Linked DNA regions of Homo sapiens: region 1 is linked to region 2. Evidence: chromatin loops called from intact Hi-C (ENCODE). Cell type or tissue: A673. All regions are shown on one strand. Each heading gives the region's core, and the rest is flanking DNA. Links, peaks and the distances in the headings are about the cores only.

Region 1 (16,669 bases), core at 5,312-7,811, 290 kb after region 2:
TAGTAGAGACCAGGTTTCACCATGTTGGCCAGGCTGGTCTCAAACTCCTGACCTCAAGCAATCCACCCACCTCAGCCTTCCAAAGTGCTGGGATTACAGGCATGAGCCACCGCACCCAGCCTGCACCCTTAAATTTTATATCACCTAAAATCTGTCCATTTTCAATTTTGCCATTTATCCCAAGAAAGTCTTTTGATGCTTTTCTTTTTAAACCAAGATACAGTCTAGCTTTATGCATTGCATTTGGTTATTATGTCTATTTGGTTTCCTTTAGTTTGGAACAGTGCCTCTCACTTTTTTTTTTTTTCTCGTGAGAATGACTTTTTGAAGGGCTCAAGCCAATTAGTTGGTAGACAGTTCTATGTTTTTAATCTTCCTAGAAGCTGGAAGTTAGGTCTAGAAACTTGATTAGGTTGAAGTTAAATATTTTTCTCAAGAATGTATCAGTTTATTTTGGGTACATCATATCACACTAGGAAGCAAACAGGAAGCACACAGAGGAGGAGACTTATGCAGTCATCAGAAAAAACATGAGGAATTCTTATGAAAATACTGAGTGTTCAATCGAGAAGAGAAAGGTGTCATTTAAGGTCTGGCTGTATTTATTGATACGAATGCACCTACCACAGATTTTGGATTTCATGTCCTATGTTTAGCAGCTGGGCATGTTTTTCATAGGGAAAGCTGAACATAATATTGGCCTATCTATTCTAAAAGCTGAGATGACAGAAATGCCTTTGTGTAATGTGGAGAAAGGAATTTAAGAAGAATTCTGGAACAAATTACCAAATATGTTATCCCTTTTCCCAACCCATCCCTGCCTGGCAGGATCCTGAAGACATTCCCTTTACCAAAGTCTTGAAGCATACTTTATTCACAAGAGTACTGGGAGCATTACAACATGACTTAGTAGTTCATAAAATGTTGGTGAAGTGTATTTCCTTGTCTCTTTTTTTTTGAGACAGAGTCTCACTCTGTCTCAGTCTGTCACCCAGACTGAAGTGCAGTAACTCACTGCACCCTCAAACTCCTGAGGCTTAAGGGATCCTCCTGCCTCAGTCTCCCAAGTAGCTGGGACTACAGGTGTGGGACTACATGCCCATGCCCACGTATTTCCTATTTTCAGTGTAATTGTAATGATTCCAGCAGTAGCCTTTAACGATGACCCCCCATGCAATTTATGGTATTCAAAATGGATACCAAGATCTTTGCAGGTGGTTAATTGGAGATAGGGTCCTAGATAAATGGCAGATCACTGAAGCCCTACTTGATCTGTATAGCCAAAAATTTCTCCAGGTTTGGAGGCAGATATCAAGACAGAAATGCAGCTCTGGATTCTCTTGCTAGACTTAAGCTAGTTTACAGATTCAGAGCCTATTCAATAATGGAGAGGCCATGTATCCTGAGGAAGGAGCTTGTAAAAGTGCTGCCAGTACAGAATGTGTATCATTACCATTTTATGGATAAATGTGTATTACCATTTTGTCTGGATAACTGTACACTAGGGAAACTACACAAACACTTGGGCAACAAGTGGATACTAGCTGTTAGTTATTACTAATTCCCAGATACCCACAATGTCATTGTCCACTTCTCAGAGTTCATATGGGGACCAGGTAATGATGGAGTTTTGTTTTGTTTTATCCGTCTGTTTGTTTGTTTTGAGACGGAGTCTCGCACCATCGCCCAAGCTAGAGTGCAGTGGTGCATTCTTGGCTCACTGCAGTCTCTGCCTCCCAGGTTCAAGTGATTCTCCTGCCTCAACCTCCCCAGTAGCTAGGATTACAAGTGTGCGCCACCACGCCTGGCTAATTTTTGTAGTTTTAGTAGAGACCAGGTTTTGCCATGTTGGTCAGGTTGGTCTCGAACCCCTGACCTTAGGTGACCCACCTGCCTTGGCCTCCCAAAGTGCTGGGATTACAGGTATTAGCCTCTGCACCTGGCCATGATGGAGTTTTTACCTAAGTCAGCCGCACCATTGGTCCAGTGGAAACTTAAACCTCTCCTAACATAGTTCCCCAAGTTCCAGAGCATCAGTTGGAAAAGATGTTCTTAGCACGTGATAGAATCCCCACACTGGCTTGCTCACCTGTGAAGTAAAGCCTGTTAAGAAAGGAACGGATTCATTGAGTCTTCTATAGTTGATAGAAAGAAAAAAAAAAAAAAAAGAAAGCAATGGAGATGAGGAAGCTCCTGGAGCTCTTCCACATCAAAACAATAAATGGATCTGGTACTGTATCTCTAGGGGAATTGCAGGGATTAAAAGACTTCACAGATAGTGGTGATTGCTATCCCATGGCCTTTTAACTTGTCAGTCTAGCTGGTGCAGAAGATGGGTGGGTTTGGGAGAATAACAGTAAATTATCCTTAACTTCATGAAGAGAAGATACCCATTGCCATTGCTGTTACAGAAGTCATTTCCTATTGAATCAAATCAGGATAGTGTGGGACACCTGATATACAGCTATTAACATGACAGTTTGGGTGGGGAACAGTCTATCCTGATAAAAATATCAGAAGCAGTTTGCTTCCACTTGGTAGAAAAGCAGTGTGATTTCCATCCCATCTGGGGAATATGTCAGCTCTTGGATCTATGCCATAATTTAGTCTATGGAGGCTTTGGTTGTCTCACTGTGGTATATGGTATTTTCCATAGATGGCCACATCAATATATGTCCCATCCTTCATACTCATGATGTGACATTGGCATTCTTCCACTGAAACGTGGAGTCTATTTTCTCTCCCCTTGAGCATGAGTGGACCTTTGTAACTGCCTTGGTCAATAGAATGCAGCAACTATGACACTGCATGACTTCTGAGGCTAGGCTATAAAAGGGCAGTATGGCTTCTTCCTGCCTCTCTGGCCCAGGACTCTTGCCTTTTTTTTTTTTTTTCTGAGACAGAGTTCCACTCTTGTCGCCCAGGCTGAAGTGCAATGGCACAATCTCAGCTCACTGCAACCTCTGCTTCCCGGGTTCAAGCCATTCTCCTGCCTCAGCCTCCTAAGTAGCTGGAATTACAGGCGCCTGCCACCACACCCAGCTGATTTTTTTTTTTTTTTTTTTTTTTTTTAGCAGAGATGAGGTTTCACCAGGCTGGTCTCAAACTCCTGACCTCAGGTGATCCACTCACCTCGGCCTCCCAAAGTGCTGGAATTATAGTGTGAGCCATCGCGCCCAGCCTGACTCTTGCCTTTGAACCCAGCCACCAGATTCTAAGAGAGCCCAGACCACATGGAGAGGTCATGTGTGGGTGTTCTGGCCAACAGCTCTAGTAAGGCCAAGATGGTAATGAGTAAGCTTTCAGATTATTCCAGCTCTTTGCCTTCGAGTCTTCCAGCTAGGCTTCCAACATCACGGAGCAAAGACAAGCTGTCTGCACTGTACCCTGTCTAATTCCTGACTCATGGAAACTGGGAGAGATAATAAATGATTATTATTTTAAGCAGGAAGTAATGGGCAAACTATAACATATCATAATCTATAAGGAGTCCTGTCACATCAATGACTAATTTTAGGCATGTTAAGATAACCCCTTTAAAGTGAGGGACAAGTTGCTGAACTTTTTATCCCTTTCTATTAAAAAAGAAGTACAGTACGTGGTGAGTCTTTTTTGTGTGTGAAGTACATGTGTCATATTCGAGTGTGTTGACTCAAACAATTTTTTGGACAACTTGCCTACTTCAAGTGGAGCACAGAATGATGGAAGTCTCTTCTTGTTTAGGCAACAGGCAGCTCTGCCCCAGCCCTTATGATTCAGTAGGTCAGTTGCAGATCTGGACGCTGTAGAGACTCTTACAAGCCCCAAAGAAAGAATCACAAAGGAGGCAACTATGGTTTTTGAAATGATGCCTTTTTTGGCGAGTAACTAGTTTTCCATCTGGCCCTGGGGAGATTGAACTGCAGATCATGACACTCTTGGTACCCTGCGACCAGAGCTGCCCATATGAATTGGGTGGTGATCTGTGCGTTCCTGGGGAAACCCCAGTGTCAGTGTGCTTAGGTCTTTTCTCTTAGGCCACCTGGAGTCACTGGAGACGTTTCTTCAAATTTGCTGCCCAGAGAGTGTAGATCTGGGTGGGAGTTCTGAAAAGGAGGTTGGGAGTCTTAAGTGTGTAAATTTTCATTTATCCTCACCCCATCCCATCCACCATTTTCAGCATAGTAACCTGTCTTCAGCTGTGCCTGGTGTCCTGCTGTTCAGAGATTCCTCTGTGTTATCCTCTCCTGAAACTACTGGTTCAGTCTTCTGCGGACGTAAAAGAACAACAGTCACCTACAGAGTAGTGGAGGGACGCTGGGAATATAACTGCTTCTTCAGCAGATTTGCCACCGGCATTCAATTTTTATTTTATTTTATTTTGTTTATTCATTTATTTGGAGACAGAGTGTCCCTCTGTCGCCCAGGCTGGAGTGCAGTGGCGCGATCTCGGCTCACTGCAGCCTCCACCTCCTGGGTTCAAGCGATTCTCCTGCCTCAGCCTCCCGAGTAGCTGGGACTACAGGCGCCCGCCACCACGCCCGGCTAATTTTTTGTGTGTTTTTAGTAGAGATGGGGTTTTACCATGTTAGCCAGGATGGTCTCGATCTCCTGACCTTGTGATCCACCCGCCTCGGCCTCCCAAAGTGCTGGGATTACAGGCGTGAGCCACTGCGCCCAGCCGTTTTTTGTGTTTTTAGTAGAGATGGGGTTTTGCCATGTTGCCCAGGCTGGTCTCAAACTCCTGAGCTCAGGCAATCTGCCCGCCTCAGCCTCCCAAAGTGCTAGGATTACAGGCATGAGCCACCGCGCCTGGCCTGTATTCTATTTTTAGCGTTGCTTTCACTCCGCCTTTTTAGAGGGTACTCCAGGCAACCTATTTCTCTGCTTTTCAGGATTCTGCAAGGGAAGTTGGGTTCCTCTTGGCCTTCCCCTCTGCCCACTTAGGATTCAGCCTTTTCAGGACTCATAAGTCCATCACCATTCATCTATTTGTTTTCCAGTTTCCAAAAGTTTTTGTTATTTTTCTTCTCTTCCACTCAATGTGTCCCTGTGGGTTCATGCCTCTGGCTTTAAATCCCTTTTTCTACAGTAATGATTTTTTATGAGGGAGCTAAATGCATATGTTCCAACTACTCCCTTTAAATAGAATTTAAGACAGAGACAGGGAGGAATAAAGGCCAGGGGAGGAGGCCCTTCTTTTGACAAGGAATTCAGTTTTCCAGGGAAGGGAATTGTAGACTGTAAGTCTCTCAAAGAAAAGGGCACCTGTGGGATGAGGGTGGGGACTGTCATCCTTGTGAAGCCCTACATCGTTGGGTACTTTCTCTTTAGGAAAGTCCAAGTTAACTACAGCTTTAATTCTGAATTTCCCTGATTCTCTCCTAAAATTAGCATAAAAACTGCAGTCTGGTTTATTAATTTTGTGGGAGCTTAAGGCAAGAAAGATGAGTGTGGCTTTGATCTGTCCCCTTGTCTCCCAGGAGAGAGAAGGGGTATTAGCTTTGAGTACCCATTCTGAGTGAAACCAGTAGCTGAAAAGTGACCCAAGATCCTGGAGGATTGTTCCAGAGAGGAGGACAAGAGAAGAACGATCACTTTCTGTTTACCCTCATGTGTTAGTGAAGGTTGTTCTTTGAAGAGAAAGGATTCCAGCAAAATTCTAGATAAAGTAGGGGTGGCAAGATGATCTATAACTGAATGAACTCACTGGAAGCAGAAACTCAGAACCAGAGGTGACTGTGACTCTGAAAGATGATTTCAATTATTGTGTATTTATGTCTTTAACTGTGTAATCGAAGTGTATTCTACATATAGGAAAGTATACAAATTATAAATGTATACCTTGATGAATTATCTGTTTATTCATTTTTAATGTGTACTGAGAGAAATGTAACTGGCACATTAAAGATGAAATTTCAAGGATGTCATTCCTTGGGATGAGGGTAGTGTAGGCTGGTAAGACATGATAACTCACCTTACAAGAACTCCATAACTTACAGGCTTATTGTTCATGCATTCAGTGACTGCCTGGTTTATGTTATCTCAGAAGCAGACCCTAAGACAAGGATTGCAGTGCAAATAGTTTATTTAGGAAACACAGGAAATACCAATAGGGAGAGGGGGAAATGAGATAGGAAAAGGAAGATAACCAATAAAGGATACACTTTGAAGTTAGCTACCATCGCAGGAGACTGGAGCTTAATCTCAGTGAAACTGGGAATCTGCAAAATACAATATTCAGAATTATGCCACCTAGTGGTGAGCAGACCAGGCATTCTCATACCAACTACCAAATGTCATTGGTTGAGGGCTGTTGGTGGGACTATGGTGGCATGGTCAGTAATAATTCTCAGATATTTGGGGCAGCCCAGCTCCTGGCAGAGAGATGCAGATACTGGCCTCCGGCATTTGCTGGAGGCACTGGAAGGTCTCAAGGATATGCACAGGGCAGAAACAGCATTGGCTACTCTAACTAAACCTTCCATGATACATGCTCAGAAGTATGGAAGTATAGATGATGCCGAGTGCTAGTGTGAATCCCTCCTGCATTGTTTTCAGCATTCTTCTGCTGGAAGTTGACAATCATTAGTTATGGAAAATATGTAGGAGGATATATAATTGCAAATTGGAACTGGACCTCACTGTCAGTATTGATAATGTTAATTTCCTTTTGATTCTATCATGAATCAGTGATGAAAATGGTATTTCTAAAGGATAAGGCTGGAGATTGTAATGGAAACGTGAACAGTGGTGGTGATTTGAATAAAGTTTACTGATTATGCACAGGAAGAACCTGGGCATGAAGGTTTAAGACAAATACCTAACAAAGCTGTTAAAATTGCCAATCATATAAGAGTGGGTCACTGAATTCTCTGCTTCTCAGTTCTATGAAGAGATGGGCAGTGATTTCAAGCAGCTTCTCGTTTTGTTCAGAAGCTCATTGGTTTTCCCTCAGAAGAATCCCTATTTATCTCTTCAAGATGCTAAAACATCTTCATCTTTCCGGATTACATACCCTTTGTAACAGCGCATGCCTAACTGGCACTGGCTATATCACGTGAACAATCTCAATTCAGTCCTGCAAGGCAAGGTTTAAACCAGTTTTCCACTTGAGAGATCAAGTGCCTTAAATTACCGTGTTGTGTAACTGGAGTTGTGGGGCATGCCTCTTTATAATGGTGAGTCAGGTTCCTTTTGCTTGAATGATATGATTATTAACTCATCTGAACTGAAATGATATGGTTATTAACTCCCTGAAACTGTATTTTTGAAGATGATGAAGAGACACTTAAATGACTTGATAAAATGTCTTCATTGGGCTGGGCGTGGTGGCTCACGCCTGTAATTCCAACACTTTGGGAGGCCGAGGTGGGTGGATCATGAAGTCAACAGATCGAGACCATCCTGGCCAACATGGTGAAACCCTGTCTCTACTAAAAATACAAAAATTAGCTGGGTGTGGTGGCGCACGCCTGTAGTCCCAGCTACTCAGGAGGCTGAGGCAGGAGACTCACTTGAACCTGGGAGGCGGAGGTTGCAGTGAGCCAAGATTGAGCCACTGCACTCCAGCCTGGCGACAGGGCAAGACTCCATCTCAAAAAAAAAAGTCTTCATTGGGGTTTTCAGAATCCAATGGCAGAGACGAGTAGATAAGGAGCTCTTTCCTCACTACCTTTGGAGACATGACCAAATAACTTGACACATTTTGAAGAACAGATTCTAGATATTGTATTAGATGTCCTATTGAAATACAGTTTATTAAACAAAAATTTCTCATAATTTTGATTAGTTTATAATTCCATCAGATAATACAGTTAAGTTTGTTGCCTCTACACACACTATGCATACTTATAAATTAGGTTTCCAGTGGTGAAAAATAGAAACATAGAAGCTCATCTTTTTTTTTTTTTTTTTTTTTGAGACAGGGTCTAGCCCAGGCTAGAGTGCAGTGGCGCAGTCAGTCTTGACTCACTGCAGCCTAGGCCTCCTGGGCTCAGGTGATCCTCCCACCTCAGCCTTCTAAGTAGCTGGGGCTACAGGCATGCGCCACCATTCCTGGATAATTTTGTTTATTTTTTAAACTTAATTGAATTTAAATTTTTTGAGACGAAGTTTTGCTCTTGTTGCTCAGGCTGGAGTGCAATGGCGCAATCTCGGCTCACCGCAACCTCTGCCTCCCTGGTTCAAGCAATTCTCCTGCCTCAGCCTCCTGAGTAGCTGCGATTACAGGCATACGCCACCACACCTGGCTAATTTTGTATTTTTAGTAGAGATGGGGTTTCTCCATATTGATCAGGCTGGTCTTGAACTCCCGACCTCAGGTGATCTGCCCGCCTTGGCCTCCCAAAGTGCTGGGATTACAGGTGTGAGTCACCTCACCCAGCCTTGTTTATTATTATTACTTTTTTAAGATGGAGTCTCCCAATGTTGCCCAGGCTGGTCTCAAACTCTTGGGCTCAAGTGATCCTCTCACCTCAGCTTAAGCCCATCTTTTTTTTTTTTTAATAAGGCCTTTTTTTTTAATAACTGATAATAAACCAACTATCTCTCCCCCTTTTAAACTGATAAAGATTTTGTTTTGTTTTGAGATGGAGTCTCGCTCTGTCGTACAAGCTGGAGTGTGGAGTGTGATCTTGGCTCACGGCAACTTCTGCCTCCCAGCTCAGCCTCCGGAATAGCTACGATTACAGGCATGCGCCAACATGCCTGGCTAATTTTTTTGTATTTTTAGTAGAGACAGGGTTTCACCATGTTGGTCAGGCTGGTCTTGAACTCCTGACCTCAAGTGATCCGCCCTCCTCGGCCTCCCAAAGTGCTGGGATTACAGGCGTGAGCCACCACACCCGGCCTTAAACTGATAAAGTTTTATTCTTCCCAATGAGAAACTTATTTTCAGATACATGCTTTTGTAAATTGATTGGATTTATTAATACTTCTTTTCATTATTTTATTTACAAGTTGAACTTATTGGATTTATTTTTTTATGTCATGTAATGGTTTCCTATGTCCAGTAGACAAATTGTTCTCTTTTGAATACATTTACTAAAATTAAAAAGGGAATCCAGAGCTTCATTATGATGCAGCCAACATCATTTGGCATAAATCCCTTGTTAAAGTCAGTGTTATGAGAAAATAATCTGATTTCAGATAATGTTTTTTTTTTTAAATTTGTGCATGTTAACACTCTAGTTTGTATTTGCCTCTGTATTCAGATAATCCACACTACACACACACAAATAACAACCAGACATATTTGTGGGGGTAATTATTGGCTGAATCACATGAAGTTGTCCCTTTTGTTTTTTTTTTTTTGAGACAATCTCCCTCTGTCACCCAGGCTAGAGTGCAGTGGCACGATCCGGGCTCACTGCAACCTCTGCCTCCTGGGTTCGAACGATTCTCCTGCCTCAGCCTCCCGAGTAACTGGGATTACAGGCACCTGCCACCACGCCCGGCTAACTTTTGTATTTTCAGTAGATGGGGTTTCACCATGTTGGCAAGGCTGGTCTCAAACTCCTGACCTCAAGAGATATGCCAACCTTGGCCTCCCAAAGTGCTGGGATTACAGGCCTGAGCCACCTCGCCCAACCCCTTTTGTATGTTAAAATTGATCGAATATTAGGAAGTCCATATGATTTAATCTAACAAATTTTTTGACAATTTGATTTTCTCACTTGGAAAAGATCTTATGGAAATCCTGCCAAGTGATGGCATAGTGCTAATGGATTCTTTCAAAAGGCCTTTTTAAGTCCTTGGTGTGGCTGTATCATTTATTCAGCAAATCCCTTACGGGTGGACATTTAATTTCCTATTTTCTGCTAGAAGAAGCAGTTCTGTAATAATCACCTTCGTACAACTGTCCTTTGAAACAATGCTTTTGTTTCCAAGGGACGCATTTTTAGGAGTGGGATTGCTTTGTCAAAAGTACTATATTCAGATAACTTTTTATCTGAATAAAAGTACTGTATTGAGATTTTTTTTTAGCTGGGTGTCGTAGCACACACCTGTGGTCCTAGCTACTTGGGAAGCTGAAGTGGGAGGATCGCTTGAGCCCGGAAGGTGGAGGTTGCAGTGAGCTTAGTTTGCACCACTGCACTCCAGCCTGGGTGACAGTGAGGCCCTGTCTTAAAAAAAAAAAAAAGGTACATATTTTTTGGCTGGGCACACCTATAATCCCAGCACTTTGGGAGGCTGAGGAGGGAGGATCACTTGAGCCCAGGAATTTGATACCAGCCTGGCCAACACAGTGAGACTCTGTCTCCACAGAAAATAAAAAAATTAGCCAGGCTTGGTGGCATGTGCCTATAGTCCTAGTTACTCGGGAGGCTGAGCTGGGAGGATTGCTACAGCCTGGGAGTTTGAGACTTAAGAGAGCCGTGATTGCACCACTGCACTCCAGCCTGGGTGACAGAGCAAGATTCTGTCTCAAAACAAAAAAAAAAAGTTACAGGGTGCTTTGACATTACAATTAAAAAAAAGATCATGTACATTAAATGGCACAGAAGCAGAGCAGCATGAGATGTGATAAAATTTACACCCAAAATATCCCAAATAGCTCTTTTGTTAAGTGTAAAACTCTTAAATTGTAAGAAAACATTGTGCGTTAATTAAACAGTAGCATTTTTAAAATTTACTATTTATTTATTTATTTTGAGATGGAGTCTCACTCTGTTGCCCAGGCTGGAGTGCAGTGGCGCAATCTCGGCTCACTGCAACCTCTGCTGCCTGGGTTCAAGCAATTCTACTGCCTTAGCCTCCCAAGTAGCTGGGATTACAAGCACCTGCCACTGCAACCGCTAATTTTTGTAGTTTTAGTAGAGATGGGGTTTCACCATATTGGCCAGGCTGGTCTTGAACTCCTGGCCTCATGATCCACCTGCCTCAGCCTCCCAAAGTGCTGGGATTACAGGCGTGATCTACTGCACCCGGCCTAATTTTTTTTTTTTTTTTTTGAGACAAGGTCTCACTCTGTCACCCAGACATGAGCCACTCACTGTGCCCAGCCTAGCATTTTTCTTTTTTAGTAGTACATAAAATAATGATGTTTCTCAAATTAAATGATGTTTTAAAGACAATTAAATACTGATTTTGTCTGTCATCTGCATTACGGATTTTTTTTTAGGTGTGTCATCTGTATATTGACTTTAAGACATCTTTTGCCTATAAAGATTTTTAATTTTTAAATAGTCAAGTACATTGACTAGGTCTGTAGATTTGGTTAAAAGCATCTCTCCCACTAGATTTTCAGGATTTTGATCTATTTTTATATTTTATATTTTAGAGTTTAACCTAGCTGGAATTATTTCTGAATATGGTTTAAGATGAGGACCCATGTCAAAACTTTATTTTCTTCTAGATTGATAAATACTAGAATTCCGTAGGCTTCGCTTATTAAGCAATTCATCCATTTCCTACTGAATTGAGCCTCCATCTTTGTCATTTAATAAATTCTCATATGTACTAGAATCAGTTTTGGATTCTCTAGTCTGTTTCATTGGTTTCTTTGTCATTCTTCATGCCAGAATCATAATCATATGGCTATGGCGACTGCAATGGTTTGAATATGTCCCCCAGAAAGCAGGCGTTGGAAACTTCATCCCCAGGGCAACCGTGTTGGGAAGTAGGTCCTAATGGGAGGTATGTATGTCATGAGGGCTTTGCCCTCATGCATGGATTAATGCCTTATAAAAGAGCTTGAGGTCTTGGGTTGAGTCTCCTGCTCTCTCCAGCTCTCTTGCACGTCTGCCATCTGTCATGGATGACACAGCAAGAAGGCCCTTGCCTGATATGGGCCCCGCGATCTCAGACTTCCTAGACTCCAGAACTGTAAGAAATAAATCTCTGTTTGTTATAAATTACCAAGTCTCAGATATTCTATTATAGCAGTACAAAATGGACAGAGAAAGTGACTTTTTAGTGTGTTGTGCTATCTGGTAAGCCAAGTCCCCCATCACCGTTCTTTTCTTGACTTTTCTTGTGTCGTATTGGACCTTTATTCTTGCATAAATTTTAAGATTTTAAAATCTAGTTCCAAAATCAAAACAAAACCCTGCTGGGACTCTAATCAGAATTATAATCATTTTATATTATCTGACATTGTTATGATAGCAAATCTCCTCTATGAATGATATACATTTTCATTTACACAAATCTTGTTTTATGCCTTTTAATGATTTTTATTTGTATTTTCTTCACCTTTATTTTCTTATTATTAAATTTGTTCTAAATATTTTATAGGTAGAATTACTCCTTCTGAGGATGGAATATATCCCACTTCCATTCTATTCTAGGTGCTCATTTCTTTTTTTTGTTTTTTTTTTGAGACAGAGTCTCACACTGTTGCCTGGGCTGGAGTGCCATGGTGCAATCTCGGCTTGCAGCAACCACTGCCTCCTGGGTTCAAGCAATTCTCCTACCTCATTCTCCTGAGTAGCTAGGATTACAGGTGTCCATCACCACGCCCGGCTAATTTTCTGTATTTTTAGTAGAGATGGGGTTTCATTATATTGGCCAGTCTGGTCTCGAACTCCTGACCTCATGATCCACACAACTCAGCCTCCCAGAGTGTTGGGATTACAGGCGTGAGACACCATGCCCAGCCCTACTAATTTCTACATGCTCATTTCTAAAGCAAGGAAAATATTTATTTTGTGTGTATTTCTTATGAGGCAACTATCTCACATCAATTCTCCTATTAATTCTAGCAGTTTTTGTTACAGACTTTTTCTAGATATGGTATCATGTCATCAGCAAAAAGATATAGCTCTACCTCTTCTTTTCCAATATTTGTGCTAGTTTTCTTATTTTATTTGACAAATACTCTAAGACAATGTTACAAACTAATATGATGGCAAGTTTCTGATTTTATTTGAAATTGTTTTATTGTTACACTATTTAGGGTACCATTTACATTTTTTATTTTTGTAAATAGTCTTTCTTAGAAGTAATGTCTTAGTCTGTTTGGACTGCTATTACAGAAGACCATAGACTGAGTGGCTTATAAACAACAGAAATTTATTTCTCACAGTTCTGAAGTCTGGGAATTCTAAGATCAAGGTTTGAGCAGGTGGTTCCCAGAGGCCATCTTCTGGATGTGTCCTTATATGGTAGAAGGAAGGGACAGGGAGCTCTCTGGGGCCTCTTTTATAAGGTGTCAGATACAAAAGAAGTTCCTCTTCAAAGGTTTGGCTTGTTCAGCGTCCCGTTCTTTGTTGCCTACTTCCAAGGCCAAACCAACTTCCTTATCCTTTGTGCCTCCCTATGTTAGTTTCAGTAAACAACTTTCTCACCAGTCCTTGTCTACAGAGACCACATCTGCTACCCACTCTGTAAATTACCCCTCCCGTTGCAATGGCTCTTCCTGCCAAAACTGCCCTTCTCACCAGTGTAACCACATTCCGAATTAGCCAGTTGGGTTCAGCTTAGATTGTGCGGTCCAACTCCAGCCAATGGAGGCAGGACACAGTGACAGGGACAAGCCGCATTAGGAATAAAAACCCCTTCCCTCCTTTGTTCAGTGTGCTCTCATGGTGACCAAACCTGCGAACAGCACCCTTCTACAGAAGTAAATTTTGCCTTGCTAAGAAATCTTTTGTTTAAGTGCTCATTTTCTTCGCAACTTCGAGCTTTACTTCCAACATAAGGGTAGCAATCCCACTCATGAAGGATCCACCTTCATGACCTAATCACCTCCCAAAGACCTCACCTCCAAATACCATCACATTGGGAGTTAGGATTTAACATATGAATTTTGTGGGGATGAAACATTCAGTCTATACCAAGTAATCTCCTTCTATTCCTATTTTACTTAGAGTTTTTAGTACATGAATTAGAACAATAGTTGGCTAACAGTAAATGCTCTTTACTTGTTAAGCAGATAATGATGTACCAGAAATGACTGCTAAAGTTTATTAAAGTCTTTTTCACTGACTATTGACATGATCATATAGTTTTTCCTCTTGAATTTGATGTTATAGGTTATGTTAATGTGCTTCCTGGTATTGGAACACCCTTATATTCCTGGGAAAAACTTGGTTGGTCATATATATTTTTAAAAATTAATCACTAGTTCTATTTGTCAATATTTTATTTAGAATATTTGTACTTACAGTCATAAATTAATCTATACTTTTCTTTTTTGTACTTGAAAAATCATGGTTTAGTATTAAAGTTCTACTTCTGTTATTGAATAAATTCAGGAGCATTCATCTTTTTCCTTAGTCTGAAACATTTCCCCTTCGTTGGGAACTGCTAACTGTTCATGGGGTGGGTGCCCAGAAGCCAAGTCTTTCTACCATGACACTCCGTGGCCCCTGGTCAAAGCCAAATGATCAAATGATCCTGCCAAAATTTGGAATTTTGAACTGAGTAACACAACTGAAAGTTGCCAGAGCTGAATCATGTTAAGGGTGGTGGTTTAGAGGGCATCTCTCTGGGCATTTGCTTTGTGGTGCTCAGAAATCCGCTGGTTCGTAAACTTTCACAGACTAGGCTAACCAGTTCTTCCTCGAATTCCTGAAGACTCCAGAATCCTTCCAACAACAACAATAATAATAATCATTTTAACTTAGAAAGCAATTCTGGTGAGCTAGTTACTTGCAAATAATAGGGCCTTAATCACAAACCTATGTATAGAATAGTTTCTTATCCCAAAACTATGGCTAGAATCACCTTTATGTGAACACGTTAACAGTTGTGCTTTTACTTTAAAACAAAAGTTTACTTTGACTAGGATACGGGGTAATTAAAAAAATTAAAAAGTGAAAAAGAAAACAAAACTTTACTTTCTTGAAATTATACGATGTGTAACATGTACAGCAGGAACCCAACTTGATTTGTTCTTGCTATGGGCTGAGTGTTTGTATTCTGCCACAAACGAGTATGTCGAAGCCCTAACCCCTAAAGTGACTGTATTTGGAGATGAGGCCTTTATAGAAGTAATAAGTTTAAATGAGGTCACAGGGGTGGGGCCCTGATCTGTTAGGATTAGTGTTCTTAAAAGAAGAGACATCAGAGAGCTCACTCTCCTCAAGCACACAAGAAGAGGTCTTGTGAGCATACAAGGAGATGGTGGCTGCCTACAAGCCAAGAGAAAAGGCCTCAGAAGGAAACCTACCTTGCTCACCCCTTGATCTTGGACTTCCCAGCCTCCAGAACTATAAGAAAATTAATTTCTGTTGGTTAAGCCACCCAGTCTATGGTATTTTGTTGTCAGCCAGTGAAGACTCATACTGTTCCCCAAATGGCTAACTAGTTGTCCTAATGATATTTGTTGAATAATCCATCATTACCCAGCTGCTTTGAAACGCCAGCTTTACAATATACTAAATTTAAATAAAGTGTCAAGTCTGTTTCTGAGTTTCCAATTTCATCTCACTGATTTCCGAGTATATTTTGGCACTAGTTTTATTTTGATTATTTTGCCTCCATAATACAAGGTAATATCTGGTAGGGCAAGTCTGCCTTCATTATTGTTGGAAAACATTATTGGCCATTCTGGAACACTTGCCATACTAGCTAAACTTTAGAATCATTTAGTTTAGTAAAAAGAAAAGTTGATTTTCTTTTTTTTTTTGAGATGGAGTCTTGCTCTGTCACCCAGGCTGGAATGCAGTGGCATGATCTTGGCTCCCTACAACCTCCACCTCTTGGGTTCAAGCGATTCTTTTGCCTCAGCCTCCTGAGTAGCTGGGATTACAGACACACACCACCACACCCAACTAATTTTTGTATTTTTAGTAGAGATGAGGTTTCGCCATGTTGACCACGCTGGTCTCGAACTCCTGAGCTCAGGTGATCCACCCGCCTTGGCCTCCTAAAGTGCTGGGATTACAGGTGTGAGCCACCATGTCCGGCCGAAAAAGTTGAAATTTTGATTGGGATGCATCACAGTTTATGTGAACTGGAGGAAGAGTGACATACTTAGAATGTTCTATTTCAACTCGTGAATGTGTTGTATCACTATTCTCACCATTTAAACAAAAAATTTGGAGTTTTATTTATAATTTCCTGCATAATTCTTGTTTATTCTTAGCTGTATTTTTCTGATATTTTATTATGAAAACATATACATATACAGAAAAATTGAAAGAATTTTACATTACGGCATCCCTATACCACTACTTAGATTCTACCATTAACATTTTATTGTATTTCATGCTGTATTTTTGTTGAGTAGCAGATAGGAACATAGACTGCCTGTGTTCACCACTTGTAAGCCACATGATCTTGGCAAGTTATTCAACTTCTCTAAATCTCAGTTTTCTTATCTGTAAAGTGGGAATAATAATAGTACTTACTTCCAGTGGTTTCTGTGATGACAAAATAAGTTAAAATATGAAAGGCACTTAGGACAGAGCCTCATATTCTGTAACTATTATATGCTAGTGTATTCATCAGCTTGGGCTGCTGTAACAAAATACCATTGACTGGGTGGCTTAAACCACGGATATCTGGCCGGGCGCAGTGGCTCATGCCTGTAATCCCAGCACTTTGGGAGGCCGAGGCGGGCAGACACCGAGGTCAGGAGTTTGAGACCAGCCTGGCCAACATAGTGGAACCCCGTCTGTACTAAAAATACAAAAAATTAGCTGGGCGTCGTGGCGGGCGCCTGTAATCCTAGCCACTTGGGAGGCTGAGGCAGGAGAATCGCTTTAAGCCAGGAGGCGAAGGTTGCAGTGAACCGAGG
Region 2 (16,669 bases), core at 6,658-9,157:
TCTTAGAAAGAGAAGAGTCATATTGAATGATTTGATTTCAAGTACATTGAGCAAATGAATCAAAGATCATTTTATTCTGTTGAATGATACATGGCCATAAAAGATGTTGTGACTATGCAGTACTTGTTAAATTTTATCTTTATCTTTGAATAAGATAAAGCAATCCTATCAAAACTCACTAAACTCTTTATGACCCCCAAAAGGCCTGTGGAACAAATAAACCCATGAGAGATGAGCCCTCTTTTCCGACGTAATAGCCTTGGGGGAGGTGGACCAGAAAGCTGCTGAGCCTGCTCTAATTGGCACAAACAGGGAAGGAAAAAATCTCATAAAACGTTGTCTTGGGCTTTTCAACTTTCTCTGGACAGGATTCCAGTACTATTAAGGCATATCTCAAAAGTGCCCCTAATTTCATGTCTGTGGCCAGTCATGACTATTTTAAGAACACCCTGAATTATAAGAATAGGTAATGGTGCCATCTCCTTCTATAGAAAAGCATTTTTAAAAGTTTTTGTTTTATAGAAATATCCATCCTAAAATTTATGTGAAATTTCAAGAGACCCTGAATGGTCAAAACAATCTTTAAAAAGAAAAACAAAGTTGTAGGTTTTACATTTTCTGATTTTGAAACTTTTAATGAAGCCAGAGTCACTAAAACAGTGTGCTCTTGGCATAAAGACAGACATATAGACCAATGGAGTAGAAATAGAGCCCAGAAATAAACCCTCCTATATATGATCAAATGACTTTTGGCAAGGGTGCCAGGTATATTCAACTGGGAAAGGACAGTCTTTTCAAGAAATAGTTTTGGGAAAACTGGATATCCACATATAAATGAATAAAGTTAAAACCCTACCTTATACCATATACAGTAATTAATTCGAAGACCTAAAATAATTAGATCAAAGACCTCAAATAAGAGCTAAAACTATAAAACTTTTAAAAGAAAACATAACGTTGTTTATAACGATTGTTCATAACGTTGGATTTAGCAGTGATTTCTTGAATATGACACCAAAAGCACAGGCAACAAAAGTGAAAATAGATAAAACTATGCTCTAGGCTGGGCGCTGTGGCTCACGCCTGTAATCCCAGCAATTTGGGAGGCCGAGGCGGGCGGATCACCTGAGGTTGGGAGTTCAAGACCAGCCTGACCAACATAGAGAAACCCTGTCTCTGCTAAAAATACAAAATTTAGCCAGGTGTGGTGGTGGGCGCCTGTAATCCCAGTTACTCAGGAGGCTGAGATGGGAGAATCGCTTGAGCCTGGGAGGCGGAGGTTGCAGTGAGCTGAGATCGTGCCATTGCACTCCAGCCCGGGCAACAAGAGTGAAACTGTCTCAAAAAACAAACAAACAATGCTCTAAAGGACACAATCAGGGTAAAAAGGCAACCCACAGAATGAGAGAAAATAATTGCACTCCTATATCTGATAAGGGGTTAATATCCAGAATATACAGAGAGTTCTCACAGCAAAACAAACAACCCAATTAAAAATTGGGCAAATAAGCTGGGCACAGTGGCTCACGCCTGTAATTCCAGCACTTTGGGAGGTTGAGGCAGGAGGATCATGAGGTCAGGAGATCGAGACCATCCTGGCTAGCACAGTGAAACTTTGTCTCTACTAAAAATGCAAAAAAATTAACCAGGCATGGTGACGTGCACCTGTAATCCCAGCTACATGGGAGGCTGAGGCAGGAGAATTGCTTGAACTGGGAGGTGGAGGTTGCAGTGAGCTGAGATCACACCACTGCACTCCAGCCTGGGCAACAGAGCAAGACTCCGTCGCAAAAAAAAAAAACAAAAAAAACAAAAAGGGCAAAGAGCTTGAATAGTTATTTCTCCAAAGAAGATATGCACATGGCCAAAAAGCACATGCAAAGATGTTTGACATCACTAATCATTAGGGAAACGCAAATCAAAACAACGAGCTACAATCTCATACGCATTAGGATGGCCACTATCAAAAATATGAAGAAAATAACAAGTTTTGGTGAGGATGTGGAGAAATCAGAATCCTTGTGTACTGTTGATGGGAATGAAAAATGGTGCAGCTGTTGGCTGGGCGCGGTGGCTCACACCTGTAATTCCGGCACTTTGGGAGGCCAAGGCGGGTGGATCACCTGAGGTCAGGAGTTTGAAACCAGCCTGGTCAACATGGTGAAACCCCATCTCTACTAAAAATACAAAAATTAGCTGGTCGTGGTGGCGGGTGCCTGTAATCCCAGCTACTCGGGAGGCTGAGGCAGGAGAATCACTTGAACCCGGGAGGCGGAGGTTGCAGTGAGCCAGCATCACGCCATTGTACTCCAGCCTGGGCAACAAGAGCAAAACTCTGTCTCAAAAAAAAAAAAAAAAAAAAAGAAAGAAAAGAAAAGAAAAGAGAGAAAAATGGTGCAGCTGCTATGGAAAACAGTATGGCAGTTCCTCAAAAAATTAAACATAAAATTTTCATATGATCCAGCACTGATACTTCTGGGTATATATCCAAAAGAATTGAAGGCAAGGTCTTGAAGAGTTATTTGTACACCCATGTTCAGAGCAGCATTATTCACAATAGCTGAAACATGGAAGCAACCCAAATGTCCATCAACAGATGAATGGATAAGCAAAATAGGATATATCCATACAATGGAATATTATTCCACCTTAAAAAGGAAGGAAATCCTGACATATGCTATACCATGGATGTAGCACCTTGACAACATTACGCTAAGCCAGTCACAAAAAGACAAATACTGTATGATTCCACCTATATCAGGTACTTAGTAGTCAAATTTATAGACAGAAAGTTGAATAGTGGTTGTTAGGGGCTGGGGAGAAGGGAAATGGGGAGTTGTTTAATGGGTATAGAGTTTTAGATTGCAAGATAAGAGTTTTGGAGATTGGTTGCACAACAATGCAGATGTACTTAACACTATTGAACTATATGCTTAAAAACGGACAGGTTGGTAAATTTTATTTTATGTATATTTTGCCACAATTAAAAAATGGTTTTGAATAATTTCACACTTAGAAAAGATTTGCAAGATTAGTACAGAGAATCCTGAAGAATCTCCACCAGAGGCATTTTATCATATTTGCCTCCTTATCTCTTTATTTCTCTCTCTCTCTTTCCATATATATATACACACACACACACACACACACACACACACACACACACACATAAATATACACGAATTTACACCTAGTAGTTTTAGCATCCATTAATGATTCTTGCCTGGATTATTACTATAATGGCCACCAAATAGAGATTTTCCTATGTCCATTGTTTCTTCTACATTTATTACTTGAATTCTATAGTAAAGTATCATTTCCTTTCCCGTATCCTCTTTTTTTTTTTTTTTTTTTTTTGAGACCAAGTCTTGCTCTGTTGCCCAGGCTGCAGTGTAGTGGCGAGATCTTGGCTCACTACAACCTCCGCCATCCAGATTCAAAAGATTCTCATGCCTCAGTCTCCTGAGTAGCTGCGACTACAGGTGCACGCTGCCACACCCAGCTAATTTTTGTAATTTTAGTAGAAATGGGATTTCACCATGCTGGCCAGGCTGGTCTCAAACTCCTGACCTTAAGTGATCTGCCTGCCTCAGCCTCCCAAAGTGCTGTGATTACAGGCATGAGCCACTGGACCTGGTCTCCTGTATCCTTTTTAATTAATTTTTTATTTATATTAGTGTGGGCTTAAGGATTCCCAATTTATTCAATAAGTTATAATTCCTTACAATCATAATTTACTTTGATGACTAGATTGTCCCTGATTTGGCCAGTGGGAGCCTCTTTACACTGGCTCCTGTGTTCTTTTGACATTTCTCATCTGTATTAGTTTGCTATGCCTGCTGTAACAGTGTACCACAAACTCGGTGGCTTAAAACAGCTGCAGTTCTCATGGTTCTGAAGTCCAGACATTCAAAATCAACTTCACTGGGCCCAAATCAGGAATATTAACACGGCCATGCTTCCTCTGGGCTCTAGGGGAGAATTCGTTCCTTGCCTCTCCCAGCTTCCAGCTGGCACTTGGCTTGTGGCTGCACCACTCCAGTCTCTGCCTCCTGCCTTCTCCTTTTGCGTAATCTCTCTCTGCCTCTCTCTTACAAGGATACTTGTGTTTGCATTTAAAGTCCACTTGAATAATCCAAGACAATCTCCCCATCTCAAGTTCCTTGATCATATCTCTAAAGATCCTTTTTCTGTATATGATAATATTTACAGATTCCAGAGATTAGAGCTTCAGGGGCCATTACTTAGCTTACTACATCCTCATTCTTTGAATACTTCCTTTCTTCCTGAACCAGTAAGATTTTTCACTGCCCTAGTCATGAAATCAGCCATTTCTCTAAGAACTTTTGGTTTCTTTTTAGTGAAGAATGATACTTGGAAGTCAAGATGTAGATGCTAGGTGCACTCATTGCTATGGGTGTGTCGGTCTTGCAAGTCCTTTCAGTAGGACAAGGAAACAAGATATCAACTAGGAAAAATATGTCTGGACACACACACACACAATCATACGTATGATGTACATTCCGAAGTACTGTAGTGGAGTTGGCTCATATGGACTTGCAAAAGCTGCTTGTTAAATATTCAGGAACTTTGCGGGTGGCTGTGAAACTAGTATTATTTCATGCTGGGAGTATTTACACCGTGGAAATCAGCAAATGCTACAAATTAGTGTGTTTTGAAAAACCAAAAAGCCACTATACATATCATAAACACACACATCTACTCTTCTGTCTCTCTTTGTATATCATATATAATATTCACACACACACACACCCTATAGGCTCACACCTCTGACTCTAATTACAGGGTTTGTTCTAGTCTTTCCCCTTTTCATACTTATTGTCTCCAAGAGTAAGAAACCTGGCTCTCACTATTCTCAATATATTTTCTTATTTGCTCAATCTCCTGACCACATGGGCCATCTCCTTGGCCCCATTCTTACTGACCCTGACCTTGAGCTGCAGGCTTTGCCATGACCCTGCCATTCCTGACCATGAGAACCATTTATTTGGCTCTGAACCTAGTTGTCCTGACCTTGTAAGCTACTACCTCAGCCCCAGACCTGCCAGCCCAGATCACCAGAGTCTCCTTGGCCCAGGCTCCACCAGCCCTAAACTCACTTAAACAACTCTTGGCCCCAGCCCTACACATTTTCTTGTTTGTCTATTCTTCCAATTAAAAACGCCCACTTCGTCATTGTTTTTAACTGCCTGATGTTGAGTGGTCAATTTGATTTTTTCACATGGTTGGGTTAAAGACAGGGTTGCCAGATAAAATACAGGATGACCAGTTAAGTTGAATATGGGACATACATACTTATATTTAAAAATTATTTATTGTTTATGTAACTCCAAACTTAACTGGATGCCTTGTGGTTTTATTTGCTAAATCTGGCAATGCTAGTTAGAACTACAAATAAGTGGCCAGGCGCAGTGGCTCACGCCTGTAATCCCAACACTTTAGGAGGCTGAGGTGGGCAGATCACCTGAGGTCAGGAGTTCGAGGCCAGCCTGGCCAACAAGGTGAAATCCTGTCTCCACTAAAAATACAAAAATTAGCTGGGCGTGGTGGCAGGTGCCTGTAACCCCAGCTACTCGGGAGGCTGAGGCAGGAAGAACTGCTTGAACCCGGGAGGTAGAGGTTGCAGTGAGCTGAGATTGTGCCACTGCATTCCAGCCTGGGCAACAGAGCGAGATTCTGTCTCAAAAAAAAAAAAAAAAAAAAAAGAACTACAAGTAAGCATCCTTTAATCCTTCTAATCAGTCCCTGGGTCATCTGAAATACTATACTCAAGTCTGTAACCAAAGACCTCCCTGCACACAATGGGCTCCCAGTGCTTCCTGTACCAAGACCTATTACCTCATACCTCGACAGTCCCACTTTCTGTGCAATAACTTTTCCCCACCCCTGGCCTGCTCAAACTGTTTTTGCTCCCCTCCAAACAACAATCAGAGTTGTAGACAACACAGTTTAGTATACAACTAGAGCATTTGGTTTACTAATTAGCTCTTGTATTTTTATCTTGGAATACTCATAAAAGAGATAAGGCAGCCTCATCAATCCTCCAGGAAGCTTTCCCTTGCTAGATGCCAGTAGTCTCCACACCACAGCATTCTTTTCATTTCTTTCCCATTGTTCTTACCATCTTATATTGCAAACCATCTGTTTAATAGGTTTTGTTATGGACTCATCTACAGGGTAGAATGTTAAGTGTTTGTTTGTTTGTTTGTTTGTTTAAAGGAGGAAAACTCAGAGACAGTAAAGCTACCATACACAAAGCTAACAATACACATACCATATAAAAATTCTGCTTGTATGTAAGTAGAATGCCTCTGAATGGCTGTAGAATAAACTGTTTTCAGTGGTTGCTTTCAACCAAGAGACAGGGGTGGGAGGGAGACTGATTTTTACTATTATTTGTACAGATTTTTTCAAAACCAAATACATATTTTAATTATTCAAGAATATTTAATTTTTTAAGGAGAAATTATATGTTTATGTGTGTGTCTTCCTCATAAGACAGTTAGCTGCTGTTTGAGGTCAGGAACCAGTTCTATTTCAGTTTGTATTCCAAGAGCCCAGCTCTGTGTCCAGGTCAGAGTTATAATATGGGTTCTTACGCTCTTTCTCTGTCTCTCTTATCTTTCCCCACTGATTCATTTCCATTGCTATTGCAGATAGTAGTCAAGTTAAATTAAAATGTATTAAATGGGCCGGGCGCGGTGGCTCACACCTGTAATCCCAGCACTTTGGGAGGCCGAGGTGGGTGGATCACGAGGTCAGGTGATTGAGACCATCTTGGCCAACATGGTGAAACCCCGTCTCTACTAAAAATACAAAAATTAGCCGGGCATGGTGGTGTGCCAGCTACTCAAGTGACTAACGCAGGAGAATCACTTGAACCTGGGAGGTGGAGGTTGCAGTGAGCCGAGATCATGCCACTGCACTCCAGCCTGGGCGACAGAGCGAGACTCTGCCTCAAAAAAAAAAAAAAAAGATATAGAACATTTCTTTCACCCCCAAAAGATTCCATTTGCCCCTTATCCATCAATTTCTACCTCACTTCTACCTCTGGCCACTGGCAACCACATAATAATTACTTTACCATTTATGAATGGATTTTAAATAGATTTAACTATACACATTTAATTTATTAATAGGATAATTTTATTACAAAACGAAAAAAGCAAAAGACTGCCTACAAGAAAGTGCATATTTGATCACATTTTTGCTCCATTTTTTTCCTGACTCTTTATTATTAGAGAATAAATTTAGCATGTAGTGTAAGAAAGGAAAGTGGAGAGGCTGCCTTACCTTCAACAATAATAGCAGTTGTCATTTATTGAGCAATTGTTATGTATCAGGTACCATATTAGCATGTTACATGACTCTTTTCTCATTTGATCCTCACAACAACCCTGAAAGGCAGGTACTTATTATTAAGGATGCTCCATTTTACATGTGACTCTGAAATACCCCTGACCTCAGCTATGGTTAACACAAATGGACTTCACCTTTAGCAATATTCTAAATCTCCGAGCTCTGGATAACCCACCACATGCTTAAGTAGCAACAAAGGCAGGCTTTGCAAACCAAGTCCCCTCCTTGATTCTCAGAAATCATTAAAACTCCCACTGCCACTGCTGCTCGAGGACTGCTGACCTTGTCAATGTCTGAGCTGCCTTCTCCAAGACCTCTTAACTTTTTGTCTGTGTCCCAACTCCTGCAGGGCTGATCTGGAGTCAACTCCTGCAGGGCTGATCTGGGGCCAACCCCTGCAGGGCTGATTTGGGGCCAACTCCCACAGGGCTGATCTGGAGCCAACTCCCACAGGGCTGATCTGGAGCCCTCCTCTCCCTCAGGTGCGTCTGAGTAGCTCACAAAGATCCTCAAACATTCCTAGGGTTTGGAGTCTGTTGTCCCAGAAACAGAAGTCCTCTAGGGGGCAGTGTGAATCAACTCATTGGGCCAACCTAATAAAGTACCTCCGCGCGAGTTAAAATTCTATTACACTTAAAGATGAACCCTGTGGCTCAGAGAGGTTAACGAACTTGGTCAAATCACCAGCTAGTCAGCAGCAGGACTAGGATTCAATCTCAGCCTGTCTGCCTCCAGAATGACTTCTTTTCATTCTGTTGAGCTATCTTCCTAACCATTCATTAGCTTAGAGGGAAAAGGACACAGCCAGTAAACAGCAATTAAATAATTGCAGAGCAACTATTCTGTGCCAGGCACTAATCTATGAAGTGAACAAAAGAGAAAAGATGTCACTTGGGAGAAATGGTGTTCTTTGGGGAAAGCCAGGTCTAAGTTAAAGCAGAGAAGAGATCGAGAATATAGGATTTTGTTGATGACAGACCATGAGTTCTATGCACTATAACCCATTCAATCACTTATGCATTCAGCAAATATTCATGTTTTTTACATCCTTGCACTGTGCTAGGCACTGAAAAATAGAGTGGGGAGCAAATAGACATGAATACTGCAAGTTTACAGTCTAGTGGAGGATTAAACAAATAAATTAATATTTAAATGTATAATTACATATTTTGGTAAGTGCTATGAAGGAAAAAAAGAACAGGATGCTAGAAGAGAGAAAATTAAGGGCCTTACTTTAAGAGATCAACCCTGAAGATTGAGAAGAAGCTGGACAAGTGAAGAATGTTCCAGATAGAGGGAAGAACAAGTACAGAGGCCCTGAAGTGAGAAAAAGTTTAGGGTTTGCTGAAGGTTAATGTAACTGGGGGCCTCTGCCATGACTGGATGATATGCCCCGTTAATTGTATTTAGTACACATAGAAGGGAGTTTCCAAGAAAAGGTGACAAATTGAGCAGACACAAAGGCAGGAAAATTATATGTTGGGGGGTGGGGTAGCAACATGTATGGGGTGCTAACAAGAAATTCTGGTGCTTTTAGGAATAGCAGGTGATAAGGCCAGGTGGTAGAACCTAATAGGCAGGCTGAAGATTTCGATTCTATTTGAAGCAAGAAGGGACTGAACAATCTTAAACAATGGAGTCAAATTTAGGAAGATGAATCTCGGGGAGCAAGGGGATGAACTAGAAGCAGGAATGCCTGTTGGGAAGCCCTTGCAATCATTCAAGCAAGAGCAAAGTAGGGCATGTCTAACGGTAGTGGTACGATGAAGGAACTGCCCCTCCCTTAAATCCAACAAATATAAAATCTCCCAAAGGGCAGAGGAAAGAAGGATTCTCCAGGGAGACTTTGGCAGGAGGGGAAAGTCTGAAATAGCATCTGTGAGATTTTTGGATTCCCATCTCCTTTGGGGGTTCTCTACCTTTGGGCCCCTAACCCTTCATCAAAATGGGAGCAACAAAGCCTCCCAGAAGGGAATGCTGAGCCCCTGGGAAAGGAACAAAATGTTCCCAGGGTCCCAGGGAGGTGATGGCAGCAAGTCCAGCCATGGGAAATGATAATCAAAATCAGCTTCTGAAGCACATCCTCTCCCTCACCTGGAAGCCACTCTCACTCTTCAAATGCTTCTCATTTGAAGACCTTTAGAGGACATTATTTTGTGTTATCTATATACTCTCATTCCCCAGGCATGGAGAAGTAGAAATGGGTAAGAGAAAATATGGGAGAAAGTTTCCTGAGCACAAATTAATAGGACTTAGAATCTAACCTGATTAGATTTGGGGGGTAGAGAAAGAAAGGATAAAAAATAACCGTGGGAGAAGCTAGGGTGTTGGAACAATGGTGGTTTAAGATCTTCTCATTCCCTTTACACCAATTGTACCCTCCCTAAGCAAACTTCCGGTGTTAATTTTGCTTCCCAAGCTGACTTTTCTGTAGAGATACCATTATATTTCTTAAGGTAAATTAGTAATTTGGGCTCTTGTGCCTTAATCACAACCTAGGTGAAATGATAGAATCAAGTTATTGAATTTGCAAATCAGAAATCCTAGCCTAATCAATCAGCTCCTTTGATGATCCACAGTATGGGTCTGTCCTCTTGATCATTTTGTCACTCACAGGACAAAGTCGTGAAAATAGATGGCATCCATGGTCAGTAGGTGTGGAGGGACTACAGTAAAGGAAACTAAAGTTATCCTCTGAAGCTGAACCTTATAGGAGTAATACTAGTGACACTGAGTGCTTACTGTGCATCTGGCCTCATTCTCCGCTCTTTGGATAAATCTCATTAGGACCCACAACTATGAGAATTATGAGACACATGCTGTTACAATGTCCACCTTAAGATGAGGAACCCAAGGCTCAATGAAATTAAATGATCTAAAGGCACACAACGAATAAGCAGTCGGAGCTGGGATCCAAACCTGACAAACCTGACCCTAGAGCCCTCTGGGTTTTACCCATAATGAGAAAAATTTACCTTGACCATAGTAGTTGTCCACAATGTTCCATGAATCTAAACAGATGGATCTTAAAAATGTAACCACTCTAACTCATCGTTTGTGTCTTACTCATGATGTATTGAGAGATATCTAGGTTCACTCAAGCCGGTGGTTGGGTTGGGGGGTATGGGGGGGACCTGGGAGTATCCATAGAACTGGAATATGATAAAGAAAGTTGCAATTAAATTAACTGTATTATAACTTCTGAGGGAGAAAAGAATATAAAACCCAGGACTTGTTTTTTTTCATGATGTATTTTTAGCCTCTAGGACAGTACCTGAAACATGGTAGACTTTCAGTGAATATTTGTTGAGTAAATGAATGATGCCACTCAACACTGTCCTGCAATCTTCCTGCACATATCTAGAATGCATTCTTTTTTTCTCACTCTAAAACAACTCTAACAAAGTTTTTACTGTCTCCTCAAAGGCTCAACATTGCCTTTCTCTACCACCTCAGCTTTCTCTCACAAGTCATGGAGCAAAAAGAAGCACTCAGGCAATGACTCCCAAATCTCCCACTGCCAAATCTATACACCTACTTGCATCTGTACCCATACTCTCCAGATTCCCTCCTTTTGAAATAAAAATACATATCTAATTTCTATTGCAGATCAAACTTCTTGTATTCTGGATGCCATGCCCTCTTGCCTTCTCAAGGACTTTTCTCCTGCAATCCCCCCACCCTGTTTTCTACATTAAATTTTCTCCTATTTTCCTGTATCATTTCCATACACATGCAACCATGCTCTAGAATCTCCTGTTGACATGGTTTGGCTGTGTCCCCACCCAAATCTCATCTTGAATTGTAATTCCCACGCGTTGTGGGAGGTACCTGTGGGAGGTAACTGAATCATGGGGGCAGATCTTTCCTGTGCTGCTCTCATGATAGTGAGTAAGTCTCACAGGATCTGATGGTTTTATAAAGGGGTGCTCCCCTACACAAACTCTCTGCCTGCCACCATGTAAGACACGACTTTGTTTCTTTTTGGCCTTCTGCTGTGATTGTGAGGCTTCTCCAGCCGTGTGGAAGTATGAGTCAATTAAACCTCTTTCCTTTATGAATTACCCAGTCTCGGTTATGTCTTTATTACAGGCATGAGAACATACTAATAAACTTATCTTTAAGAATTCCTTCCAAAACCTCATATCCCCTTAATAGCACAGCCCCGGTTTTATTCTCCTCTTTCTCAGAAAAACTTCTGAAGAGGGTAATTGCCCTGCTCTTTTTACTTTCATATCTCACATTAATTCTTCAATCTTCTTCAGACAGGATTCCATACCAGAGATCTACAGAAACTTCTCTAGTTGAGGTTACCAACCAATACTCATGATGTCACATCAAATGGACATTTGTGTGTCCTCACCTTACCCAAACTCTTGTCAGCAGCCTACAAAGCTGACCATTCAGCTTCTTCCTGCCGCTTTCTTCTTTTGTCTTGAGGAATATCACACTCTTGGTTTTCCCTCTGTCTGTTCAGTGGGTTCTGAACATTCTTTGATGGCTGGATCCTACTCCTCTGACATCTTAGTGTTGGCAAGATCTTGGACCCTCCTCCTTCTTTCTGTTTTGAGGTTGCAGACCGTTGGCTCATCAGTCACACTGGACTCACAGGTGGGTATTATTTGGCCTGCAGTTTTCAAAATAGGAAATCGTGTTAAAAAACAAAATCAAATAAAAGAAAAACGACAACAACAAAACCAAAACTGAACTTCCAATTTATCTTGGAGAATTAGCAGACCTAGTAAAATGAGTTCTGTATTCTCATATGGCAATAATTTTCTGGAGCTGAGTACCTGCTTCTTGGGTCATTTCTTAATCAACTCATTCTTTCCAAACATCTTATACCCAGCCTGTGTCATTCATTTAGGTGAGCTGACAAAGGCTAGTAGGAATATAAATTTATGACCCTTAGTTTATACTCTCCCCAGTGGATCTTATTTAAATACCCATTTAAATACCATATGCTTTAAAAAGTCTTCTTTCATAACATTGAGTGCACACAATATGCCCGGAACTACTGTACCAGACACTGGGGATACAGCGGTGAATGACGCAAGTCACTCTACTTCCAAAGAACTTACCTTCTATAGAGGGGAGACACACACAACAGTGATAACATAAAGCCAAATAATATTTGGGCTGGGCGCAGTGGCTCATGCCTGTAATCCCAGCACTTCGAGAGGCTGAGGCGAGCGGATCACGAGGTCAAGAGATTGAGACCAACCTGGCCAACATGGTGAAATCCTGTCTCTACTAAAAATACAAAAATTAGCTGGGTGTGGTGGCAGGTGCCTGTAATCCCAGCTACTTGGGAGGCTGAGGCAGGAGAATTGCTTGAACCTGGGAGGCGAAGGTTGCATTGAGCCGAGATTGTGCCACTGCACTCCAGCCTGGTGACAGAGCGAGACTCCATCTCAAAAAAAAAAAAAAGAAAAATATTCAAAAAAAAGCCAAATAATATTTTAAAAGTGGAAGGAGAGCAAGGGGATAGAAAAGGCTCTTTTAGATAGAGTTGTCAGTGAATGCCTCTATGAGGTGATACTTGAACCTCAATGAAATGAAAAAAAGAAGAGTTCCACAGGCAGAGGGAACGGTAAGTGCAAAATTCATGGAGTTTGTTCATCTTGTTTAAGAATGGCAAGACCAATGTGGCTGGAGCCCAATGAGTGAGATAAAGTAGTGCCTGAGTTTAGAGAGGGAGCAGGGGCCAATATAGGTAGGGCTTTGCAGACTCTGGTAAAGATTTTTTCATGTTTTTCAAGGAGTGATGGGAAGTCACTATAATGTTTTGAGCAAGGGAAGCAAAACAATCTGAATTATGTTTTAAAAGGATTAATGTAGGCCAGGCATGGTGGCTCACACCTCTAATCCGAGCACTTTGGGAGGCTGAGGCAGATGGATCAGTTGAGGACAAGAGTTTGAAACCAGCCTGCCCAACATGGTGAAACCCTGTATCTCCTAAAAATACAAAAATTACCTGGGCGTGGTGGCACAGACCTGTAATCCCAGCTACTCGGGAGGCTGAGGCAGAAGAATCGCTTGAACCCGAGAGGCAGAGGTTGCAGTGAGCTGAGATGGTGCCACTGCCCTCCAGCCTGGGCGACAGAGCAAGACTCTGTCTCAAAAAAAAAAAAAAAAAAATCTTTTCTTCTTCCCACAAAAAATAAAAAAGAAGAATCTTTTCTTCTTCCCATAAAATGATTAATGTAGCTATTGTGTGGACAATTGACTCCAGGAGGGCCAGAATAGAAATAGCTAGTCCCCTAAAAAGGTTACTCCTTAAGTTTAGATGGGAGATATTAATGAATAAAACTAGGGTGATATAGCTGGAGGAAGTGAAAAAAAAAAAAGGTCAGCTTGGGAATATATTTTCAGTCAAGGGCCTGAATTGGATATGGTGAAACCCTGTCTCTACTAAAAATACAAAAATTAGCCGGGTGTGGTGGCACATGCCTGTAATTCCAGCTACTTGGGAGGCTGAGGCAGAGGAAGGAGAATATATATATATATATGGACCCCCCCTTTCTCTATTACAGAGATAAGAAGACTATGTTAGCAGAGTATTTTTGTTTTTTTTTTTTTTGACATGGAGTTTCACTCTTGTTGCCCAGGCTGGAGTGCAATGGCGCGATCTCGGCTCACAGCAACCTCCGCCTCCCGGGTTCAAGCCATTCTCCTGCCTCAGCCTCCGGAGTAGCTGGGATTACAGGAATGCACCACCACACCAGGCTAATTTTTTGTACTTTTAGTAGAGATGGGGTTTCTCCATGTTGGTCAGGCTGGTCTTGAACTCCGGACCTCAGGTGATCCGCCCGCCTCGGCCTCCCAAAGTGCTGGGATTACAGGCATGAGCCACTGCGCCCAGCCGTTAGCAGAGTATTGAAATAATTTAGGTCACAGCATTTTGGGAACACTAATCCTGAGTGCTGGGAGTTCATATTAATAGAGATGAATAAAAACCTATCAGCTCGTATTGGTCAGATAGCTGGAGACAATGCAAGAAGCATTGCAGCTCACCAAAAATGTTTGACCTCCTTAGCCCAGGTAATACTAGATAACAGAATTGCCTTTGACTATGTATTGGCTGAAAAAGGAGGAGTCTGTGCAGTAGCACACATCACTTGTTGTATCTATGTTAATACCTCTAGAGAAGTGCAGACTCAATTTAAAAGAATAACTTGGTTGGGCGTGGTGGCTCACACCTGTAATCCTAGCACTTTGGGAGGCCAAGGTGAGCACATCACTTGAGGTCAGGAGTTTGAGACCAGCCTGGCCAACATGGTGAAACCCTATCTCTACTAAAACTACACAAATTAGCTGGGCATGGTGGTGGGCGCCGGTAATCCCAGCTGCTCAACAGGCTGAGGCAGGAGAATCACTTGAGCCTGGGAGGCGGAGGTTGTAGTGAGCCGAGATTGTACCACTGCACTCCAGCTTGGGCAACAGAGCAAGACTCCATCGAAAAAAAAAAAAAAAGCCAGGCACGGTGGTTGAAACCATGGGGCAGATGTTGCAGTGAGCCAAGATTGCGCTACTGCACTCCAGCCTGGGGGACAGAGTGAGACTCCATCTCAAAAATAAATAAATAAATAAAACTCAAAAGACTAATGGTTATAAGATGTTAGAAAATGGATTCTCTAGGCTGGCACAGTGGTTCACGCCGGTAATCCCAGCACTTTGGGAGGCCAAGGTAGGTGGATCACCTGAGGCCAGGAGTTCAAGACCAGTCTGGCCAAAGTGGCAAGACCCCATCTCTACTAAAAACGCAGAAATTAGCTGGTCGTGATGGCACACCCCTGTAGTCCCAGCTACTCAGGAGGCTGAGGCAGGAGAATCACTTGAACCCAGGAGGCGAAGGTTGCAGTGAGCCAAGATCATGCCACTGCACTCCCGCCTGGGTGACAGAGTAAGACTCTGTCTCAAAAAAAAAAAAAAAAAAAGAAAGAAAAGAAAAGAAAGAAAGAAAGAAAAGAAAATGGATTCTCTAAATGACTTGTTTAGTTGGTTACCCTCAGGGCTAAGTTCATTTTTTCGTTCTGGTCTTCAAGTAATTGTTATTATAATCATAAGTACAGTTTCCATTTTCCTAGTTATCAAATTACTCATGATTCGTGTTTCAGCTTGCTTGTGATCAATGACTAAAACTAGAATAATAATTGCTTAAAAAGTTGCCTTAATTGAAAATAAGTCACACAACCAGAATCAGACCACTAAGTTATACTTTCCTTCTGTTGTTCATAATTAGGCTTTGGCTTCTTTCGGCTTATGAATTAAACATTTCCCCTCTCTGTGGGGCATGACTCTCTAGGAATGAGACTTCCTAGTGATGTGAGATATAACTACTCTCTAACAAATGCTTCTTCCGTAATGCTTTCTTCAAAGATCTTGAAGAAAAGGGGAAAATGTGAAAGAAAAGGAATAGTCTGTCTATTTGGGGCTTCTAAAAGCTTAGGTTTTGTGGAAGATTGACTTTGGAGACCAAGTCACAGAGCATGACCTCTTAATCTTGACTTTTTATTATAGATTAATTTCCTTTCTTATTTTCTTGTACCTGACTCAGATGGTACCTGAGATACAAGACTCCTTGACTGAGTCTATATAAGTCTCCTTGACTGATTCTTGACTGAGATATAAGACTCCTTAGGCCGGGCGCGTGGCTCATGCCTGTAATGTTGGTCAGGCTGGTCTCGAGCTCCTGACCTCAAGTGATCCACCCACCTTGGCCTTGCAAAGGTCTGGGATTATAGGCATGAGCCACCAAGCTCCGCCTTTAGCTTTACTTTTTGATGTTAACATGTGAACTAGTTAGTATAAATTAGAAAAAAAACAACAGGATCATAAGCTTGAATATTCCATTCAAATTGTCTGGTAAAATGAGTAGGGTCCAGGTGAGAGTCAGGGAATTCTTTAACTATGCCTTTAGATTTCACCTTGGTTCATAAACCAAGGTAGGTTCTCCCCTACCAGACACCAGCTACTCACAAAATGGAGCCAGAACAATGGGAGTAGAAGTGGGAGGAGGAAGAAAAAGTAGTTGAGATAATGAAGGATAAAGAGAAGGAGGAGTTGAGGAGGAGAAATTTCAGCAGCTTTTTTATTTCAGAAATTGTTTCAGAGAATCTTTTGTTTTCTTTCTGTAAAGAAAGAACTTTATCAAAACCTCTTTTGGAAGCCTCTAAATGCCATTGAAAATAACTTTTCCAATTGCTCTGTTTTATTTTAGAGCCAGCTTATTCTAATTGAGCATATAAGTAAACTAGATTAGGCATTTCAAAGGCACACCATTTTG

What was found. Hi-C counts contacts between places; a loop is a spot of excess contacts. Peaks named below come from ENCODE experiments on the same cell type or tissue, not always from the same donor. Only the 100,000 strongest peaks of a DNase experiment are listed, where the experiment ranks them.
Region 1: a loop joins it to region 2, with 3 times the contacts of the local background. A loop is called at or near these places in 19 of 110 quality-filtered maps.

The regions. Positions count from the first base shown.
Region 1 is chr1:40,432,364-40,449,032 of GRCh38, forward strand. ZFP69B-DT (ZFP69B divergent transcript) reads right to left here. Exons shown (of 5, transcript NR_198977.1): 2 at 6,162-6,203; 3 at 5,957-6,037; 4 at 4,169-4,248; 5 at 3,838-4,085. Among named protein-coding and RNA genes, the nearest start is that of ZFP69B-DT, 9.3 kb to the right of the region's middle. RefSeq lists a silencer at 2,594-2,888. In A673, for the core only: a CTCF peak has its summit at 6,256 (motif pointing left); a DNase peak (open chromatin) is centred at 6,238.
Region 2 is chr1:40,136,245-40,152,913 of GRCh38, forward strand. LOC105378671 (a long non-coding RNA gene) reads right to left here. Exons shown (of 3, transcript XR_947232.3): 3 at 11,457-12,007. Among named protein-coding and RNA genes, the nearest start is that of RLF, 17 kb to the right of the region's middle. RefSeq lists an enhancer at 7,734-7,833. In A673, for the core only: a CTCF peak has its summit at 7,941 (motif pointing right); a DNase peak (open chromatin) is centred at 7,957; H3K27me3 peaks cover 151 bases.